Regions from separate parts of the Homo sapiens genome. Here region 2 is linked to region 1. A link is a contact called in ENCODE Hi-C data. All regions are on one chromosome and are shown on one strand. The core of a region is the stretch at or near the end of the contact, and the rest is flanking DNA. Distances in the headings are between cores, read along the strand shown. Region 1 overlaps PRKCE (protein kinase C epsilon). Region 2 overlaps PRKCE (protein kinase C epsilon).

Evidence for each region. A loop is a pair of places that touch in the nucleus more often than their neighbours do. Pooled maps may share reads with other maps.
Region 2: a pooled map shows a loop between it and region 1 (4-fold over the local background). The contact joins two enhancer-like sites. A Hi-C loop is called at or near these places in 1 of 168 maps with a recorded cell type or tissue (CD14-positive monocyte), 7 of 37 single-sample maps with no recorded cell type and 9 of 50 pooled maps.

What each region holds. Positions count from the first base shown.
Region 1 is chr2:45,886,775-45,892,233 of GRCh38, forward strand. All of the region lies in intron 2 of PRKCE (protein kinase C epsilon), which reads left to right. Among named protein-coding and RNA genes, the nearest start is that of PRKCE-AS1, 210 kb to the left of the region's middle. RefSeq lists an enhancer at 3,573-3,722. Within about 2 kb of position 2,462, at least 12 of the 41 ENCODE cell types and tissues checked have a DNase peak (open chromatin) inside an H3K27ac peak, as active enhancers do.
Region 2 is chr2:45,780,790-45,786,248 of GRCh38, forward strand. All of the region lies in intron 1 of PRKCE (protein kinase C epsilon), which reads left to right. Among named protein-coding and RNA genes, the nearest start is that of PRKCE-AS1, 110 kb to the left of the region's middle. Within about 2 kb of position 2,344, at least 2 of the 41 ENCODE cell types and tissues checked have a DNase peak (open chromatin) inside an H3K27ac peak, as active enhancers do.

The sequences.
Region 1 (5,459 bases), core at 1,212-3,711:
TATGAGTATTAAAGACTTAGAAAGTGCCTTTAAAAGTGTGGGAAAAGGTCCCTCTTTTCTTGATTATGATTCTTGAATGCTAGTAATGATAGTAGTAGTAATAAATGTCATTCTTCACTAGAATAGTTTTTTCCAAAGACCTTTCGGGTCTACTCTCAAGTTCTTTCCTATCTTTGTGTGAGGTGGACGATGTCACTAGCCTCACGTGGCAGAACGGGGTCAGAAGCTCAGAGTTTAAGTAATATGGCCTGGAATTAGAACCCAGGAGTATTGCTCCTTCTTGTAAACTCTGATGCCTGGGTTTTTACATGGTGTCTATCTGTAATGGCTTATAACAGAGTTGCTCCTCCAGAAGTTTTAGCCTCGTTCCTGCTTGATAGGCAGGGCCTCCCATTGGGCCTGACCCAGGATACATGCTTGGTTGCAGAAAGTCAGCTTTGCAGGTTATACTCTCAGCATTTTGGCCACAGTCAACCGTGCAGAAGGCTTCCTACCTAGATGGACAATAGATAGCGATCTGTGTCTGAAATTCCACAGCCATCAAGATGAAACTGAGAAGCTAGATCATCCTTGCTGGAACACAGATTGAGTTAGGGTGTAGGTCGAGGTTCAGTTGTAGAAAGCAGAATATATCACAGCAAACAAGAGGAAGGGATTTATTATAAGGAATTAAATGGCTTATAGAACTATGAAGAGTTCTGAAGACAAAGGTCTCTAGGTGGCGGTTTCAGGAATAAGTACCCCGGAACCACACTACAGAACTAGACCACCAAGAAAGCTGTTGCCACTCCTACAGATGAAGCCACTTCTCCAGAACCACATTGCAACAGCCATGATTGAGAGGGTCCCACAATCAGGAAGCCATGACTTTTATGGTTCTAGAACCATGCCACATCAGCTATGATCAGCATCTGCAAATGATGTCCTGGTCCTGCCTCCTGGAACCCACAAAGTTGGTACCTGGATGCTGCAACATTGGCTAAAACTGTCATAGAAGAACCAGGTGCCTCTTGGACTTTGCTTGCTGAGCAAATGGCAGCTACTGCCAAAATGTGGTCTCTGCCTCACTTTGGCGTTCTAAATTTCACAAAAGCACATCTAACTGGCCCAACTGAAATCATATCTGGAACTGCAGCTGCAGGGACTTTGAGAGTTGGCTTTAGCTTCCCATCCTCTGCCCACATAGGAGAGGTGGGCACACTAGAAGGATAGAATGTATGCTGGAAGCCAATCCACTGTTATCTCCCATGATCTGTGATCATTAGAAATGGACCTAGATTTCCAGAGTCAGCAGATGAAAACAGAACTGAGGTTATAGCCAGAACATGGAATCGTTGTGAATATTTTGGGGAATGTGTGTGTGGATGATCCCAGATATAACAGATGGCAAAGAATTAAAAGTGGCAAAAGGCGCTGGGTTTGTCCTCTAGCTCCTGCTTAGCTCCTTTGAAACTTGTTAAGCTGTAGTTGCAACAGCCCAAGGAGTTCTGGAGAACTCTAGTCTCACTGTGTATTATTTGGGGAAACAATATGTTAAGAAGCTGTCTTAATTGCCAAGCCTTTACTATGCTAATGTTTGTTGTGAATCTCTAGATGTGGATACAGCATACAAGGGTTCCCCAAACATTTGGCCACTGGAAAGCCTCATGCCTCATCTTTAAAAAATGCAGAAGTAGTATTTCCCAACAGTCTTTTTTTTTTTTTTTTTTTTTTTTGAGCTGGAGTTTCATTCTTGTCACCCAGGCTGGACTGCAATGGCGCGATCTCCTGGGTTCAAGCAATTCTCCTGCCTCAGCCTCCCCAGTAGCTGGAATTACAGGTGCCTGCCACCATGCCTAGCTAATTTTTGTAATTTCAGTAGAGATGGGGGTTTCACCATGTTGGCCAGGCTGGTTTCGAACTCCTGGCCTCTGGTGATCCACCCGCTTTGGCCTCCCAAAGTGCTGGGATCATAAGTGTGAGCCATCGCACCTGGCCAGAAATACTCTTCCAAAGAGCAAGCCAGGGAGTACTGTGGAGAAAAGGCTTGTCTGATTTCCAGGGAGTTAACCTTTTCAATAGCCTCCATCAGGAATGTTTACTGTCAAGATGATAAGATTTCCTCAAGTACAGATGGTGCTCTGCCCTTCAAGGAGAATCAAAAGTGGGGAGACCTTGACCAGCAAAACCAGCCCGTGTGGGGTTCTCTCAGGAATTCAGATGGCCTGAGACTTATCCTGAGATACCCCCAAAGAGGTAACCTGTGATCATAATTAGAAATTACAACAAAATACTAATTATCTGTAGACCACATAGCATTTGGGTTGCTCTGTTATAGAAGCAGATGGTGTTACAGAGAAGGAACTGCATTTAGCTTAAGAAAAATAGGGGCAGCTGGGGCAGGAGCTCAGCGACTAAGAGTATACCGAGTTGGGGGAGGGAAACACGCTGTGGGGTGTGAGTGCAGGAGAGCTGACAGCTGCAGTGGTACCACGTGAAATGTATGGAGGGCGGGAGAAAGCCGACTCCACCTTATAAGGACTTGCAGCCAGGACAGCAAAGCCCTAGAGACAGTGATGAGAACTGCACCAGGCATAAATGGTCCATAAGCGCCCTCCAAAAACTGGATGATGCAGAAGAGGGTGAGAGGACACCTTCAACGATGAACTTGTGTCTTATAGCAAATCTCCCACTGATTTTGATTTTCTACATTAATACTTAACAGAGTTTGTCTGTGGCATGTGTGTGTCATTCTCAGGCAAATCCTTTTTGAAGTTTCTGCTTAAGTATTTAAATGCAGTACTGGCTGTTGGTGGGGTGGGGTGGGGTGGGGGAAGCCCTCAAATCTGAGTGTACACCTCTGCTTCTTAACACTAGGTGTGTTCCCATAGGAAGTCAGGCATGCCTTAAATAGACTTCCCAGGAATGGGAAATGGCAGCTGCAGAATTACAGAAGTTGTATCTGCAGAATTATGAGCGTGCTTGTGGCTCCCTCCATTTTTATGTGTTCTGATTTAGTGAGCTTGATATTCTGGGACTGATACCAGCTTCATATGTACACAAAGGTCACGCACTCCTCCTCCAGTTAACCACACAGATTAACATGTGGGCTGCAACTGCATGAGCCGTGCAGAGGATAGAGTCACTACCCCTTCGCTCTTCTGTGCTCTTTAGGCTCAAATCCTCAGTGGTCAGTCCCTTATTGAAGTGCCTTTTTTCCCTGAAAGCACTCTAGTAAATGGAGGTTTAGCATTATTACTGAATCCCAGCTTTTTCTAATACATGGAGCTCAGTGCTTACTGTCTGTTCCAGAGCAATTACTTATCACCATTACCGGAGATTTGAGTCCTCTCCCTTGGTGATTAGACTCTGAAGGATAGTCGTTTTAATTTTGGTAGTTATGATTTAATCTTTTCAAGCTTTTATTATGGACAATTTCAATATCAAAAGCAGAAAGAATAATGTAGTTCCCATGGACCTATTCCTAGCTTAGTTATTACCCATGGCCAGTCTTGCTTCATCTGTACTTGTACCCATTTCCTCTTTCCCTCGGATTATTTTGAAACTGTCATAGAAATACTTCAGTACATAGTACTCTCTGTTCCTTCTGTTTCTCAGTATCTTTTCAAAACTTTTGTGTGTGTGAGACAGAGTCTCACTCTGTCTCCCAGACTGGATTGCGGTGGTGTGATCTCGGCTCACTGCAACGGTCACCTCCCAGGTTCAAGCAATTCTCGTGCCTCAGCCTCCTGAGTAGCTGGTATTACAGGCGCCCACCACCACACCTGGCTAATTTTTATATTTTTAGTAGAGATGGGATTTTCACCATGGTGGCCAGGCTGGTCTCGAACTCCTGGCCTCAAGTGATCTGCCTGCCTCAGCCTCCCAAAGTGCTGGGATTACAGGTGTGAGCCACCACACCTGGTCTTTTCAAAACTTTCTAAACATCATAGTAATATGTACTTAACTCATGAGGGGCTTTTCAGATTTTTGCCTAGAATGAATAAATTCAGATAGCTCTACAAGTATATGGAGTGCCTACCCTGCACAAGGCACTATGCTGGTTGAGGGATGGGTTAAGGTCAGATTTTGTTGGATAGAGTGGAATTATGCAATGGAAGTGGATTTAGAAGATGTTAGGCCCCTGTCCTGACAGCACGCATGGTCTAGTTGGACCTTGGAATGTTGGCTAACAGAAAGGAACATAAGTTAGGTGCTCAATGAAGTCGCTTGCTTTGTCTGCTCAGCAGAGCTGGAGGCTGTGTCGTCTGAGTATTTGAAGATGAGGGCTTTTAGGAAGGGCGTAGATATTGGGTTGGGTTTGATATTGTGGTTAGTCAGTTGTCAGCCAGCAGTGGAAAGTGAAAGTGGCATGTGCTTGAGCAAAGCTGGCCTAATGGGATATAGATTTACCCGACACACACTGATAGCAAATAGATTGTCCTTACAGCCTTTACCAATATAGAACTTTGATACGTACCATTCTGTTTGCAGAAAGAGCGACCAGAAATGTGCAGCAGTCAGTAATGTACCCCCTAGGGTTGCTGTTCATTCTGACTCAAGGAACTTTTTGGAAGCCCATTGCATAACTAAAAAAGAAATGGGCAGTCTGGTGTATTGTTGGCAAAGCACACCCTGCCATGCCACAGGAAAGTCGGCCCAAGTTGTACCACAAAAGCTGCCACCATTGCTCCCATCCTGATGCTGGCTATCACTACTGAATGCCTTCTCTGGGACTGAATCCTAAACCATCCCTGTGTCCTTTTCACCCCGTCAAGTTTCCAAGTCCCAGGTAGGACTGTGTGATCAAGGTGGGCCACACACCTAAACAGTGGGAGGAAAATTGTGTTGGACTCCTTCGGCTTCTGTAGAAGACCTGGGGCTCTGCCTTCCATCAACAATCATGCAATGGGGATCTTCCGCACGTAGAGTGGGGGTTTCAGTGCTAAGCCTCCAAATGTCCGCTAGGCATATCACTGTTACCTTGGGCTGCTTCCTCTCCCTTCTTCTCAGTCACAAGGCCTTGGCCCTCCTTAAAAATGCCATGTGCACCTGTTGTTCTTGCTTTTCTATTCCCATAGCAACCACGCTAGCCCAGGTGCTCCTCACTGTCAGGTGCCTCAGAATCTCTTGTACAGACTTGCTGCTTTCAGTGGCTCCCGTCCCCACGTCTTCCTACACAGTGCTGCCGCAGCATTCCTGTTAAGCAAAACAACACGGTGGCTCAAATCTAATATCTTCCTGTTGGAAGGCAAAGGCCACCTGCTTACCTTGGCCCTGCTCTCCACAGTTGACACCTGGCTTCTGTTTCCAGCTTCTCTCCATGTAAGCAGGTCCCCAAATGCCCTGTACCTTACCATCTCCACGATTGCTTTTCAATGGTTCTGTTTTCCAGAAGGCTTGCCCGTCTCTCTGCCCAACAAAATCTGTTCCACTCAGGTTCTGCTGACCTCCCCAGAGAGAGGTGACAGCTTTTTTGA
Region 2 (5,459 bases), core at 1,094-3,593, 110 kb before region 1:
TGTGGTTTCACATTTGCTTTCTTCCCTTCTTATAACATGTTTCTATTTTCTAAAATATCACAAAAATGCTGTCTTTCCAATTCTCAGCTAGCTCATCCCGTTGACACTGCTGAGCCACTGAGGACAGCTTAACTGTCTCAGCTCAGAGCCAGGAAAAATTTGGACAGTGTTTGCAGAAATTGCCAGGGCTCGTGAAATGCTTTACATATTGTATCACAAGCTCCTGAGGAAGAATCACTTAATTTAGAAATCAAATGACTAGGCCGGGCATAGTGGCTCAAGGCTGTAATCCCAGCACTTTGGGAGGCTGAGGCGGGAGGATCACTTGAGCCCAGGAGTTCAAGACCAGCCTGGGCAACATACGGAGACCCCCCCATCTCTACAAAATAATAATAAAAAAAAAAGCCTGGTGTGGAGTATGTCTGTGATCCCAGCTGCTTGGGAGGTTGAGGTGGGAGGATTGCTTGAGCCCATGAGGTTGAGGCTGCAGTGAGCCGTGATCGCACCATTGCATTCCGGCATGGGTGACAGAGCATGACCCTGTCTCAAAACCAAAAAGAAATCAAATTACTACCTCTGACTCCTGCTTACCACCCTATCGCAGGGAGTCCAACCTCAGCCCTGTTTTTCTTAAATGATCATATTCAGTTCTTCAGTATCTTTGATTAGTCTCCCCTCCCCCTACCTTAATGACAATTTGTTTGTTATTTTCTATTAATCAAAATTTGCAGTTGCAAGTGTCAGAGGGGCTGTTCTGCATACAGGCAGAACCTTTGAAACAGGTGCAGGGAGCTTTACTCAGAACAAGAGATGCTCATCACCAGCAGCTGATGCAGGGCCTCCACCCGCGCCCGCCCCCCGGCCCCCGACATGATATTGGAACAGCTACATCTGATAATGTAGTTTGCTGTGTGGTCTGATCTCTGTGAAATATTTGCTTTTCTTTAGGCTTTCAGAAATATTCAAAATAGCTTCTCATTATCACTTTCCTAAACTCCTGTGGTGTCTAGGACACCACAGTGCGGGGTTACTTCTGTTAGTTATTAGAATCATCAATTTCATTGCTAGAGGGGACCACAGAAGCCACCCTGGTCCAGGGTCCTGCCTCATCCATCCCTCTTCAGTCTACTCACTTGAAAAACAAATTACCTGAATCCTAGACAGGTTACATCCTTTCTCAGGACCAATAGATAATAAATGGAGGTGAGGTTTGAGCCTCGTTTTTGGTTATGAGTTTTATCAAAATTATTTTATTTTTAAATAATTCATCTACAGAGAGAAGAAAGCTCAAATTAAGGGCCAGCCTTCATAGATGCAGTCCGTGAAAGTGTTTCTCCTTAAGTCTGTCTTGTAAACTCTTCGGAGCTGAGCTAAGAAAGGGATACTTTCTCAACTCCAAGCTATCAGTGCTTTACCAAGCCTCCTCTCGTCCAGGCCCATCTTCCGACTTGACCCCAGCAAGTGCCCATTTCCTGGGAATGAATGTTGATTTTAGAGACTGTCCTTAGGTTTTTTCAGGGAGGCAGTATGGTGTCACAACACAAACCCCAGACAGACTTGGGTTCTAATCCCAAGTCCCCACTTGATTAGCGAGGTGGTGTTGGGTTAGTCACTTCGATTCTGATCCTCCATTTCCTTATCTTTAAAATAGGCCGAGAGTCCCCATCCCAGGTTATTCCTGACTGTGCATCTCCAGCCGGTGACATATCCCACACGCGTCATAAATGGTTGCTATTGTTCCTGTGGGAAGGCAGAGTTGAATCTAGCCTCTAGGGAAAAGAGGATGGGCAAGACCTAAGATAGAAAGCCAGTGTTTCCAAGATAATGTACCCTTGTGTTTGACCCTCAGATTTGGGAAAGATGGTTGTTTTTTATGAACTGTCCACTTTTCTTCCTCACCAGCTAGAAACTGAGTTGAGATAATCAACCCTCTGTCAAACAATCTATACACACACACAACTATATATATATACACACACATACACACACACACTCACACACACACACCCAGAAAAGGGGAAAAATACTCAGCAAAGCTCTATCCACATGTTGGCATGTGATTTCTGGAACTTTGTCAGCCAGTTTTCTCGTGTCTGAATCCAGAAAGCAAACTGGGTTGGAGACAGTTCACGAGAAACATCCCCTCAGATGACCTACTCAGGTACTTCCTCTATATTATTTCATTACTTTTTTGTCCTGATGAATTTTGCTCTTACAGTTTCAAGATAATCAATTTATTTTCATGCGCCTTCCCCGTCCAAATTGGATTATGAATATAAATAGCCATGTGCTGGCCCCAGTGGCCAGTGTGCACTCCCAGGCTGGTGCTTGGCAGACTGGGTCCTGGGGAAGGCTTGGGCTGTTTGTTTATTTTCAATTGAAGCTCTAAATGCTGGAATGACTTCCAGCTCCTTTACGCACAGCCATCTCAAAACTCCCTTTGTTCCCTGGTTGCAGAGGCCAAATACTCAGGGTTTTCTTTAGCTATGGTAAGAATGCCGGTGCTCTGGGCATCATCCTGCTGGTGGCTGTCCTGTGGTGAGCCTTTTTATATAAAAATCACTGTGTGCACTTGTGCACACATAGACCCCCACCCACCGAAGGCTGCACCCTGTTGGTTTTCTTTCTAGGAACAGGAAAAGCACCACTGGGTAATGTCATAAGGGAAATAGGACGGAGTCTCAGGTCAGGAACTGCAGTCATCTCCTTTGCTGGGTTTCAGCATTTCCCTCCTTGGGAATCTACTTCTATCTGCAGGTTTTTTATACCTTATGTTCACCTTTGGTTGTATGGAAGTCGTTCTCTTACTGTTTAATCCAACCTCCAGTGACAGAAGTAGAATTAACTAAAACACAAGTTAGGCTCCATGCTAGCCAAGAACTCAGTTTTTCTTGGTCTGCAGATGAGGGGATGTTCAGTATCCTAACCTGTTCTCTGGTCACAGGATGGTGTTTCTCTGGGTGTGGCTCACGAGCCTCCCATCTTAGAATCTTCTAGGAGCCGGGAAGTGTGCAAGCTCTAGAGCCCTACTCCGGACTTGTTGAATCTGAATGTGTAGTGCTGGGGCTCAGGACCTGTGATAGGAAAGTCACAGAAAGCATAGATCTGTCTGAAGAAACTGCTGCAGCCTCCATTCATTTCTTTCTTCATCTTCCAGGCCATGACTTCGAACTTTGTTAGGATCCAACCTGCAGGGAGATTTCATGTCAGTTCAGTCACACACACACTCACCCACTAGCATCGCTGTATCCAATATCTTCTCTGGATGTCAGGAGAGCTCTGTGCTGGCGCTCAAGGACCTCAGGGTCTAGTTGAAGGAATGAAGTGTGCTCATATTAAAAGAAAAGTAGCAATGCAAAGCAAAGAAGGCCAAGTGCAAATGTGCAGTGTAAACTTGATTTTAAGGGAGGGGAGAGGCTTTGGCCTTGGCCAGGATCCCAAGGAAGGAGCTGAAGACATGGAATTGGAGGCAGTGAGAAAGGTGGTCTTTGCAGAGGGAGCAGTGTTGACAAGGCCCCTGTAGGCGTGAGGGCCACTTGCGGGTGAGGTGTGGAACCGAACCTGCCAAAAAAGGAAGAAGTGGGCTGGCTGTGAATCTAGGAGAAGACTTACATTTGGAGAGCTTAAAAGATAATCAGATTAATTGGGATTTGCCGGAGAAACTTTGGCAAATCAGTGCTATAATCAGCTTCGTGTTGGGATTTGCAAAGTCGGAATCCAATTTCCTAATTTGATGTCTTCCCAGTTCATGGTGCCCCAAATTGTAGATCTCATCCCATTAGAGGGTTAGAGGGTCTAGAGAAGATTTTAGATAAAGTAAGAACAGGGCATCTCCTAGCTTTTTGTTTTTTTTTAAACAAACCTTTTTATTTTGAAAAATTTCAAACACTTACAAAAGTATAACATGAGCAGAACTTTGATTTAACAGTGATGAAGCTACGCCTGTGAGCCAATAATATGAAATTCAAAAACAGAAAAAAATGAACCTATGGGGATAGAAAGGAAAATGGTGGTTGACTTTGGTTGGGTACTTGACTGTGAAGGAGAAGGGGAGAACTTTCTGGAATAATGATAATGTTTTTTGTCTTTATTGGAGTATATGTGATTTGTCAAACTCAGCAAACTGTACACTTAAGATCTGGTACTATACCTCAAAAATATAAAGGTATTTCTTATCCTTTTCCTCTAATTTTCTTTCAGTCCTTCTCATCAAATCAAAGAGAAACTCTCAGCTTAGGGCTAGAGTGTCATTACCATCTCTCTAATACTTATCACCCTCTTCACACAGAGGCAGAGGGCCTTAGCATGATATTATTTCATTTTCATTGCATTAAAAAATACTATGGCCAGTGAATCTAATTTTCTTAAGTTGTATTATAGCATTTTTCTTTTAAAAGAAAATTATTTAAGAAAAAAAGAGGCCAGGCACGGTGGCGCACACCTTTAATTCCAGCACTTTGGGAGGCTGAGGCGGGCAGATCACTTGAGGTCAGGAGTTAGAGACCAGCCTGGCCAACATGGCGAAACCCTGTCTCTACTAAAATTACAAAAATTAGCTGGGTGTGGTGGTACACACCTGTAGTTCCACCTACTCAGGAGGCTGAGGCAGGAGAATTGCTTGGACCTGGGAGGCAGAGGTTGCAGTGAGCCAAGATCATGCCACTGCACTCCAGCCTGGGTGACAGATGAGACTCCCTCTCAAAAAAAGAATAAAAAAAAAAAAGAAATGTAAGTGGTAAACATATATGGTGAAAGCTGGAGGCAGTGCATGACTGGCAGAGGTTTGAGAAACGCTGTAGAAGGGGAGCTACTACTTCAGGTGTCCCTGTGGGATGGATGAGGACTCTTGCTGAACACGATCTGTTCTTCTGACTGGGCATCACTCAGGCATCCTATGTAGCACCTGGTTTTGTTTTCCAAACTTATGGTGACCACTACCCTCAGAGCCAGTGGCACTGAGAGATGCTGGTCAGGGTTAGGGGATCTGTGGTGAACTGGAGACCACTCAACCCAGGCCGAGGAAGCACAACAGATGGGAGTGCTCCTATGACACCAGGAGGCCAAACTCGAACCTCTGCCTCACATGCAGCACCGGGCAGACTGAGCTGTTGGAGTAAGATGGAGACAGCAGGGATGGCTCGTTGCCTTGAAACCTCTCCCTTAGGCACCTGCTGCTGAGACCCAGAACCTTCCTAGGGTTCTGCTGCAGTCATGCTGCCTCAGCGCTGCTGAGGGGTCTAGAGTCTCACAGCCCTGCTGGGTCATCGTGGGGGTGAATAGATACCTGCTTCTCTCCAGGGACCTATGGCCTTCCATAGGCACCTGCTGGGGATCTTTATTTGAAATGAGCAATGTATTATTAGCAAGGGGCATTGATTGCAGTCTGCCAGTGACTTATTTATCCCCCGTGCTGCTTCTTGCTCTCCGGTTTCCAGGGAGTGCTGGGCTTTCCAGGTTGC